2 separate regions of the Mus musculus genome follow, and region 2 is linked to region 1. A link is a loop called in an ENCODE intact Hi-C map of the cell type or tissue named here. Cell type or tissue: left cerebral cortex. All regions are shown on one strand. Each heading gives the region's core, and the rest is flanking DNA. Links, peaks and the distances in the headings are about the cores only.

Evidence for each region. A loop is a pair of places that touch in the nucleus more often than their neighbours do. Peaks named below come from ENCODE experiments on the same cell type or tissue, not always from the same donor. Only the 100,000 strongest peaks of a DNase experiment are listed, where the experiment ranks them.
Region 2: it touches region 1 in a loop (4-fold over the local background); 2 of 42 quality-filtered maps call a loop at or near these places.

The regions. Positions count from the first base shown.
Region 1 is chr9:33,204,130-33,209,521 of GRCm38, reverse strand. No RefSeq gene overlaps it. Among named protein-coding and RNA genes, the nearest start is that of Gm32171, 48 kb to the left of the region's middle. In left cerebral cortex, for the core only: no CTCF peak of the experiment used is centred there; a DNase peak (open chromatin) is centred at 2,326.
Region 2 is chr9:33,119,081-33,124,472 of GRCm38, reverse strand. No RefSeq gene overlaps it. Among named protein-coding and RNA genes, the nearest start is that of Gm27166, 90 kb to the right of the region's middle. In left cerebral cortex, for the core only: no CTCF peak of the experiment used is centred there; no DNase peak of the experiment used is centred there.

The sequences.
Region 1 (5,392 bases), core at 200-5,199:
TCTTCATTTTCTGTGATCAAAGTGTGTTGTGACTTCAGAAATAGGGTCTTAGACAAAGTCAAGGGAAAGATGGAAAAAGCCTGAAAAAAAGTTACAATTTTTCTCACATTTTAGAACAAAAAAAAGCAGTGAGTGGATTATGAATTTCTACGTATTCCACAGAATTTTAGTTAACAGCCAAACACCCTAATCAACATTGGCTTCCATCTGCCCCTTCTGTCTTCACACACAGTTGCTCCTCAGATCTCTACAGAGCTTCAAAATGAAAACTACAGAACAAAATAACCAAGGAGCAGGGATTGGCCTGTCTACTGCTGGGATATGAAAGGCTCCAATGATTTAGTAAGCAGTCAGGCAGTTTTCTGAACAAATTAGGTGTACAGTACTGTAGAGGCCAGCAGTCATATGGCAGGAATTTATGTAAGAGATGAAATCGTATGTCTACACACAAACACCTGTTAATTAAGGTTCACAGAAACATTATGCACAAAAGCCACAGACTAGAAGCAAGCCTGGTGTCAATCAACTAAATGGTAAGTTGGTCGCAGAACCATATAGTCAGATATTACTTATCCACAAAAGGAAAAAAATCCTGATACCCACAACAATATGGATGAATCTAAAAACAGCAACAAAACCAAGCACAAAATCCTATGTGGGAAAAACCTGACAGAGTGTTCTATGTATCACAGGATTTTATTTTTGTGTAATTTTTTAAAAAAAGGTAAGCTAGAGACAGATAGAGATAAATCACTCAGACATTTGTCTTAATCAAACCTGGGAACACTAAGGCACTATAAATGAATATAAGGCAAGAGTTTTGGTGATGAAATGTTGGAAAACTCGATTACGGTAATGGTTGCTAATTTACTTTAATTTACTGGCACAGAACTAATTGTTTTCTTTTTTTTATTAGGTATTTTCCTCATTTACATTTCCAATGCTAGCCCAAAATTCCCCCATACCCTCCCCCCCACCCCCTACCCACCCACTCCCACTTTTTGGCCCTGGCATTCCCCTGTACTGGGGCATATAAAGTTTGCAAGTCCAATGGGCCTCTCTTTCCAGTGATGGCCGACAAGGCCATTTTTGATACATATGGAGCTAGAGTCAAGAGCTCTGGGGTACTCGTTAGTTCATAATGTTGTTCCACCTATAGGGTTGCAGATCCCTTTAGCTCCTTGGGTACTTTCTGTAGCTCCTCCATTGGGGGCCCTGTGATCCGTCCAATAGCTGACTGTGAGCATCCACTTATGTGTTTGCTAGGCCCCGGCATAGTCTCACAAGAGACAGCTATATCAGGGTCCTATCAGCACAATCTTGCTAGTGTATGCAATGGTGTCAGTGTTTGGAGGCTGATTATAGGATGGATCCCTGGATATGGCAGTCTCTAGATGGTCCATCTTTTTGTCTCAGCTCCAAACTTTGTCTCTGTAACTCCTTAAGGAATTAATTGTTTTCTTAATGTTGGAGAACTTTAAACTATGTCCCTTCACAAAATGTATTAAACCAAACTTCTAGAGCTGGTAAGATGGCTCCGCAGTTAAAAGCACTGGTTGGTGTTGCAGAGCACCCAGTTTCAGTTTCCAACAGCCACATGGCAGCTCACAACAATCTGTAACTCCAGTGTCAAGGGATCTAATGACCTTTTCTAACCTTTTTGGGACACGTACATGATGCAGATATATAAATACATACATATATATATATGCACATACATATATACAGGTAGGCAAAGCATTCAAAGACATAAAAAGTCTTGTATAAAAAAGAAGAATTTTCTGTTTTATTTTTGTTATAGCTTGTATCATAAAATTCATGATTAACCACTGTACTCTGAAATGCAGGTATTACCTGTATGCACATTGCTGAGCTCATGTCATTATCATCTATTTCTGGAACATTTCCATTATTTCAAACCGATCTCAGATGGTTCTCCCATCCCCCTGTCCCTTGGCACCCACAGTTCTGCTTTTGTCTTCACGCACAGCGCTGCTATTCTTGGTATTTAGTGAAATTGGGATCATGCCCTGTTTGTGTCTCAGAAAAATTGATTACTTAGCATAATGTCTTCAAGGTTCATCCTGTAGTGTGTATCTGAGTTCTCTTTGCTTTTTAAGGGTGAATTTTCTTCCCAATGTATACCATATTTTGTTTCTTTGTGTATAACATTTGAGCAGTTTCTATTTGTGGCTATGGTGAATAAAATCGCTATGAACCACAGTATCCTTGGGTAATGTTTTTGAAATATGTGCATTTTTCTTTGGGAAAAAGAGTATCGACAGCTTTAATTATATATTCAAAGAGGTTTGTGATCCAAATTCTAATCATGAGGCTGACTATACAATATACATTTTGGCTGACGGATGTGTCTAGCAGTTCAGGATGGAATGTGTGATTGCTATACCAAATGCTTATCATTTACTTACTAGATCTCATACTAACAAGAAGCAGGGGACAGCACACAAACTGTCCCTACCAGCTCACCCACCCACTACCACATGCCAGCTTCTGCCCCAGGCCTCTTCTATCATCATAACACTTGGCCTCTGAAACCGACTTTGAAGCAATGGAGTGTTTAGTATTTTTGTCAGTGAATAAAGAATCTGAATTATAACTTCATTTTTTTCAAAACTAAAAGCTATACTACTACTATTCTACAATGATGCTCCTGGGGAGACACTAGTTTCTTATTTTAGCACTGTGATCTGGTTATAACATGGTGACCTTTTTTGGAAAGATACCTCCATTCAAGAAACAAATCAAATAACTTCTCTTGCTCTGTAGTTTAATTAGGAGAATCCACCAGCTCAAAGGAAGGCTTTCAACTCAACCAACTCATTGGAAACAAACACCCATGGAAGGAGTTACAGAGACAAAGTTTGGAGCTGAGACAAAAGGATGGACCATCTAGAGACTGTCATATCCAGGGATCCATCCTATAATTAGCCTCCAAATGCTGACACCATTGCATACACTAGCAAGTGTTGGCTGAAAGGACCCTGATATAGCTGTCTCTTGTGAGACTAGGCCGGGGCCTAGCAAACACATAAGTGGATGCTCACAGTCAGCTATTGGATGGAGCACAGGGCCCCCAATGGAGGAGCTAGAGAAAGTATCCAAGGAGCTAAAGAGATCTGCAACCCTGTAGGTGCAACAACATTATGAACTAACCAGTACCCCGGAGCTCTTGACTCTAGCTGCAAATGTATCAAAAGATGGCCTAGTCGGCCATCACTGGAAAGAGAGGCCCATTGGACATGCAAACTTTATATGCCCCAGTACAGGGGAATGCCAGGGCCAAAAAAAAAAATGGGAATGGGTGGGTAGGGAAGTGGGTGGGGGGGAGGGTATGTATGGGGGACTCTTGGGATAGCATTCTAAATGTAATTGAGGAAAATAGGTAATAATAAAAAATATTTTAAAAAAGAACAGATCTGGGACTGTCTTATGCAAATACTGAACCATTTAGAATGAATCACTTCTATTTATACTAAATATAGACTTAAATATTTAGACTTAGACTTGCTAGTATTTTCTTGGACATATCTGGAGCAGGGCAGTTAAAAGGTCCTTATCATAGCAACAAGGACTGCCTGGTCTTTGATGGTGGTCTTCTCTCTTAGAGAAACCTAAGGATGTATAGGGAGAGATGATTGCAGACCATGTGTTTCCTAACCCATGGTAAGACTTTCCATCTTTATATTCACTATGCATTGGAGTGGGTCAGTAGCCTGGTTTATGGGCAGAAAGTGTGACTGATGCAAATAACAATTTTCTAGGGATAGATTGGTGCTCTCAACTCTGACCATCTCATCCTCACCAAGGTTTTCAAACAACAGCCGCAGTTACAGTAAGTGGTTCTCCTACCAATTGTTGACACTTGTTATTCTTCCCAGGACTTTGCTTTCTGCTTCCTCCGTTTCTATTAATACAGCCGTTGGAGACAAATATAAGCAGGAAAAGAAAACATTCAACTATGAAGCCAGCTTGTTGCCTGCAGATCTAGCTGATCAGACGTGTCAGTTTGAAGAGGAAAATTGACTAAGACATGAATGATTTATGAAGGACTATAACTCCCGGATCTTCCTGAACGCTCTGCATTTGCATGCTATGTGCCGAGGCTTACCTGCTGCTTTGGAAGCTGTGAATCTTCAGCGAGGCTCAATATTCTGTCATCTTTGTGTCCCATCTATCCCCAAACACCTAGATAACAGTCTGGCAACAATATTTCAAAAGTACTCCTGTTTACTCTTTGATATGATGACCAGGAATAACGTAACATTTAGTTGCCCCTCTCCTCTTTTGGCAATTGATAATTGCACTCTGAAATAAAAGCATGATAATAGACCATGTATTTTTCTAATGCGAGGCAGGACCCCCACACACACCCGTACCCCCATCTAAACATGAAGCTGGTTTACAGACAGAAAATGTGTCTGATGGGCCTGATCCCCAGGTTGTGGCTGCAGAGAGGTGGTGTAACATTGGGGAAGTCTTTAGGGGACTTAACTCAAAAGCAATGAGCCCTATAAAGAGACTGTTTCCCCCTGGCTCTTTCTTTGCTCCACAGCTTGTGACGTAAGAGGTTTTGCTTCCTGAGCCATTTTCTCCCACCCCATGATGCTGCCTTGCCAAAATCCCAAAACAAAAGTCACACCTGAGCTTTAACTGTGCCAAATAAGCCTTTTCTCTTTTAACATCAATTACCTCAGACATTCTGCCCTGGTGGTGGAAAGCTGACTAACACCAAGATGGTGTAGATGTTAACTTCTACAAATACTACTTTTTTTTTTCTGCTACTGACTAATGATTTTTTTTTTTAAATTCTCAGAAGGATAAAACTTTACAACCTTGAGATCTTTGCCTCCCACAAAAATTGTTATAGAATGGCTATAGAATGTTTTATTTACATATATGTATGTACACATATATAATGTATATATTATATATAAATGGAATGCTATAGAATGGGTTGTTATAGACTATTGAGTTATCAATAGGATGATGGTGCATGTTCCTTGAGTGAGAACCAAGGAGACAGAGGCAGAAGGAAGGAAGGAGAAAAGGATTTGTGAAAGGCAGAACCCAGGGCTGAGATTGAGAAAGCTATGGGATATAAGATGGCTGAAACTGACATTTCCCTATACACTGTTTCTAAAGATACCTGAACCTCATGTTATATATCTGTGTGGTAAAAGATGAGTGCTAAGCACCATGTTCCTGAGAAGTGCAGTAAGAATCAACATAGTCCTCATGTCCAGCAACTCTATGTGTCCAATAGCATTGCCAAGCCCTGCTTGTCAATCATATTGTATGACAGAGATTCTGTGTTGATGACTAAGATCAGTATGCAGTGACAGTCACAAGTCTCCCTAGGCATCTCCACTTG
Region 2 (5,392 bases), core at 63-5,062, 85 kb after region 1:
GACACCAGCCATAAGAAGCTCCTACAAATCAAAGGGTAGGGATAGTATTCCAGTGCAAAAATAGGCACACTGCAAGAAAACATAATTAACATTAGACTAATTAAATATACATAACAGCCTATGAAAGTCAATGATCTATACCTTTATCCATGGAGGTATATTTATAAAAATAAATACCTGTATTAACTCAACCAAAGTATTTTGAAAATAGAATTGATGGCTTTCTAGCCCATAGTTGGGTAGAAAAAGATGTGACTCCTTAGATATGAATGATTTAACTAGAACTCTCTAGGCCCTAGCAGTGAATGTGAAAGCTATAGAATGTGGTATTGACCGCAAACAAGGACTGTGGCAATCATTCCTGCTCCTGCCTCAGATTCATTCCAATGTGCCATCATCTGAGGACTGATTTTTCAAGTATTTTTTTTACCAGTGATTTATGGTTTTTTGGCTCCCAGTGGACATTGGTTAGGCAAGTTCCATTAAAATTCTTCTTCCCAATTTGTTGAGTCAGTCATTGTTGTTCCTGGCTGGTCACATGCACACACCAGCCCAGGGGCTACCTCAGATCCACTAATGGAAAGCAGACACACACACACACACACACACACACACACACACACCTTCCCCTGCAGCCCCAGGCCCAATCAGGGAGGTGGCCAGTGGCCACTTACCTGAAAACTCACATGGTTTGTAATCTTTATCTCTTGTTGCTACTGCATTCCATTCTTCCTGAGTCCTCTGATTCTCCAAGAGTCCCATCCTATGTCCAACCATTAGCTGCTGACATCTTTATTGATTGACCAAAAACCAATTGGGGACAAGCACCTTTGGCATCTGGACATGCAGATCCAAAAGCATTAGCACCAGTTTCCAGTAAGTTATTTCATAAATTCTTTGCTAACCCAACAGGGATGGTGGTGTAAATGAAGGTAAGGAATCTGTGCTCATGTACATTCTATGACAACCGATCTGCTCCAGAAATCTGAAGGGTTGAGTTTAACATCATGGAGAACTCATGATATTTCCAAACAAGGTGCCAACAGCCTATTACGAACCATGAGAACCAAACCACAGAACTCCATGAATACACTCCACAAGGATGTCAGAGACCAGAATACCAAAGTAACAAGGAGCTGAAGAAACTTCAAGGGCACTACTCATAGATCCAAGATAAAGGGGCAAAAATCTACATCTACAATATTACTATCTAAAAAATATTCATACACTCTCAATAACCATCAAGCTCCTGATTTAATGTTCACTGGTAAAATTAATGGAAAGCATTTCCACAATATAGACACTCCACTTGGAGGCCCAGGAAGCCCTGGGAAAAGGGGGAGGAAAGAGTGTAGGAGTAGAAGGAGTTGGAAGATGCTAAGAGAACATGGCACACTGAATCAACTAAACAGTGCTCACAGGGGCTCACAGAGACTGAAGGGGCAAACCCAGAGCATTCATGGGCCAGAATCAGGTACGCTGAAAATGGTATGGATGTTAGCCTGATGTTCTTGTGGGATTCCTAACAGTGGGAAGAGGTGTACCTCTGACTCCTTCGCTGGCTCTTGGGACTCTTTTCCTCCTATTGTGTTGCCTTGTCCAGCTTCAATATGAAGACATCTGTCTTGTCTTATCTTGTTTTGTCCTGTTTGCCTGTCGTCTCTTGGAGGCATGCTCTTTTCTGAAGAGTAAAAGGGTAGGGAGTGGATCTGAGGAAGAGGGGAGGTTGCAGTGCACTGATAGGAGTCCAGGGAGGGAAAATGGTAGTCAGCATGTATTGTATGAGAGAAGAGTCTATTTCTTTTCAATAATTTTTTTTAAAATAAAGAAAAAAGTCATTTATTTTTCCACAAAACAAAAAATTTCCCTGAGCATTTGTTACACACCTGTTGTTTTATGACTTAAATAAGTTCATCTGTTGAGGTCTTGTTCCCAGTTGGTGATACCATTTCATAGGTTGTAAAGCCAGGGAAGTGGGCCTATCTAGAGGTGGGTCACTGTTGGAATTAATGTGAATGCCTTCAGGCTTTGCCTCCTTCTCTGCCTCCCAGCCACACTGATGTGAAGAAGCTATGCTGTCACAGGTTTCAGATGCCCTGGTGTATCATCCAAGTGCTTGGGGCCAAGAGAACAATCTGGCCTCTTAAGTTGTTTCAGTTATGCATATTTTCACAAGCATGAGGAAACTGATAAGGTTACATTTGAATGTGCCCTTAAAGTTCTGCTAGAGATATTATGGGTTATACTTTGTGACAATAGCATGCTAAAAAGAGATTTAAGAAACCTGAGATATGATAAGAAATGGAAATTATATAATTACTGTAATTTACCAGAGTAGAATTAGGGGTTACTCTCAGCCATTATAAGCCCTATGTTTGCCATTTGGTTATGCCTATTTTGCAAAGAAAGCCAAGGTAAGTTGAAGCATAGAGGGCAGACTTAAAACCTGGGAAATAGCCAAGCTTCTCAGGCAAGTCTTAGAGTGTTGTCAATGAACATGCTACACTTCTGTGGCTTCTCCAAAAGAACCATTCACCCCTGGGTGTTTTTTTTTTTTCTTTTAAAGATTTATTTATTTATTATATATGAGTACACTGTAGCTGTCTTCAGACACTCCAGAAGAGGGCATCAGATTTCGTTATGGATAGCTGTGAGTCACCATGTGGTTGCTGGGATTTGAACTCAGGACCTTTGGAAGTGCTCTTAACCACTGAGCCATCTCACCAGCCCCCACCCCCAGGTGTTTTATTGGGTCTTCTCCCTGAGTGTACGGGAGTTCTATGGCTCCAATTTGGTTTTACTAATTAATTAACTAATTCTGGCACTCAGAAGGTAGTGTAGCACAAAGAATAAGATCATGGATCCTGATGGTAGACTTCTTGGCTTCAAATTCTGGCATCAACATTTAAAGCCGTGGGAGCTTAGATGTTGGTTCAACATTTGTGCCCTTGTTTATTCATTAGAAAAATGTTAATGTTGACTACCCTATGGAATGATTCTGTAGCAGTTATGAATTTGTAGAGCACTCAGAATAATAACTCTTACGTTATTTACCACAGCACATCAACAGTGTTATGAGATATGGAAAACACACAGATAAACCCTGTGTGGGGTCATGTCTCAGTATGCACTAATAGGACAAAATGTGGATATAAATAAACAATATCCAAGACATGAAGCTAAAGGAAGGTTGAGCTTTACTTCATCTGTGGATACAAATGAAAGAAATTTTAAAATGGTGCATAAAAGGACATAACCTTCATATTCTCAAAGCTGTGGGGTGTGTGTGCATGTGTATGTGAGAGAGAGAGACAGAGAGAGACAGAGAGAAAGAGAGAGAGACAGATAGAGACAGAGACTCAAAGGTTCATTGCTTTTTGCACTGTGAACTGACTAATCTCTTTGGTGACAGGGAACACTGAAGAAGTCTTTCCACTCTCTTCAGATCAAATACACAAACACACACACACACACACAAACACACACACACACACACACACACACACACACACACACACACACACACACCAGGTAGGTTGGCTGAGCATAGCACTCAAGAATTCTGGTCAAGCTTCTCTGTGAGGCCATGTGTTTGTAAGGGGGATCCCTTCCACTACACACCTTATTCTCTCTCTACTCCTTTCAGGATCCTGTTTGTTAGCCAATTAACCCGTTTTGTTTTGGATGGGGATCAGGTGTGGAGAGGGGAAGAAGGAGGCCTGGGAATGAGAATGGAAATTGGTGGGGCATTTTTCTGGAATTAGCTGGAGACCAGCGATAGGGGAGGTCCCAGGATGTTTATGGAGGTGACCCTTACTGAGATTCCTACCAAGAGAGGATATTGAGACCCACGTGTACACCTCCTATAACTAGGCAGGACTTCTAGTGGAGGGAGGAGGACCTCAACCCCTCACAAAACCTTCAACCTAAAATGTGTCTGCCTACACGATATGCAGGGATAAAAAAGGCACAGAGATTGAAGGAATGAACAATCAATGAGGGTCCCAACTTGAGACCCACCTCCTGGAGAGAGCCAAGCCCTGGTATTATTAATATTACTCCACTATGCTTGCAGACAGAGCCTTGTATAACTGTCTCCTGAGAGGCTTCATCCAGGAGCTGATGGAAATAGATGATGAGACACATAGCTAAACATCAGATGGAGCTTGGGGCATCTTGTGGAAATGTGGGTCGGGAGTAGAATTGAGCAAACACAGGGGATCAAGAACACTACATAAAGACCTAAAGAGTCAACTAACCTGGACTAGTGAGGGCTCACAGAAACTGAATCAGCAACCAAAGAGCATGCAGTGGCTGAACCTAGGCCCCCTACACGTTTGGAAGAAATGTGCAACTTGGTTCTTATATGGGTCTCCTAACAATTGGAGCAAGGGCTGTATCTAACTCCATTGCCTGATGTTGGATCCCCTTTCCCTAACTGGACTGCCTTGTTCAGCCACAGTGGGAGAGAATGTGCTTAGTCCTGCTGAAACTGGATATTTCAGGGTGGAATGGTACCCAAAGGGGACTTCCTCTTCTCTGAGGAGAAGGGGAGGGGGAAACGGGGGAGAGGCTTGTGAGGGTGGGACTAGGAGGAGAGAAAGGAAGGGAACTATGATCGGGATGCAAAGTGAATAAAATAATTAATGAATGAAAAATGATTTAATTTTCTGCTTTTCTGGAATTCTAATAGATATGAAAGTCTTTCATTCCGCATCCAGCCATCTATTATCCTTGTCCAGACCCCAGCTTATCTTCACTTCCTTCTAGAATCCATCCTTTCTGTGACTGGTGATTTCTAGTCGAGCAGTGCAGAAACAACTTCAGCCATTTTCTTCCATAGCTTTTACCTCATATGACTGTTGGGATCTTTGCCTGTTGTCAGAGGGTTATGGGATATCTTCCCATCATCTACCGTCATCTTCAGTTTATTTCTTTAACTTTTATCGCTTTGATTGTGCATATCTTTTACTGCCTTGGTTGGGGTTATTCCTTGTGTTCCCAGAGAGTTTTAAACCTGTTAAAAATGGGATTATTTTTCCTGCCTTCATTTTCAGAAAGCTCATTATTGCTATAGAGAAAACCTAATAAATTATGCATGTTGATTCTACATCACATTACTTTGCTTAAAGTGATCATAAAATCTAAGAATTTTTTTGGTACAGGCTTCGAGTTTTAAATATACCATCTGGGAATAAGAATAATTTGACTTCTTGCCTTCATATTTCTAAAATTTCATTGTTTCCTTACCTCGTTATTATAGTTAAGACTTCAAGAACTATATTGAATAAGAATTGGGAGAGAGGAAACTCTTATCTCATTTGTAACTTCAGAGGAAATGCGTCTGACCTTTTCCCATGTTGTATAACATTGCCTGTAGGTTTGCTGTTTA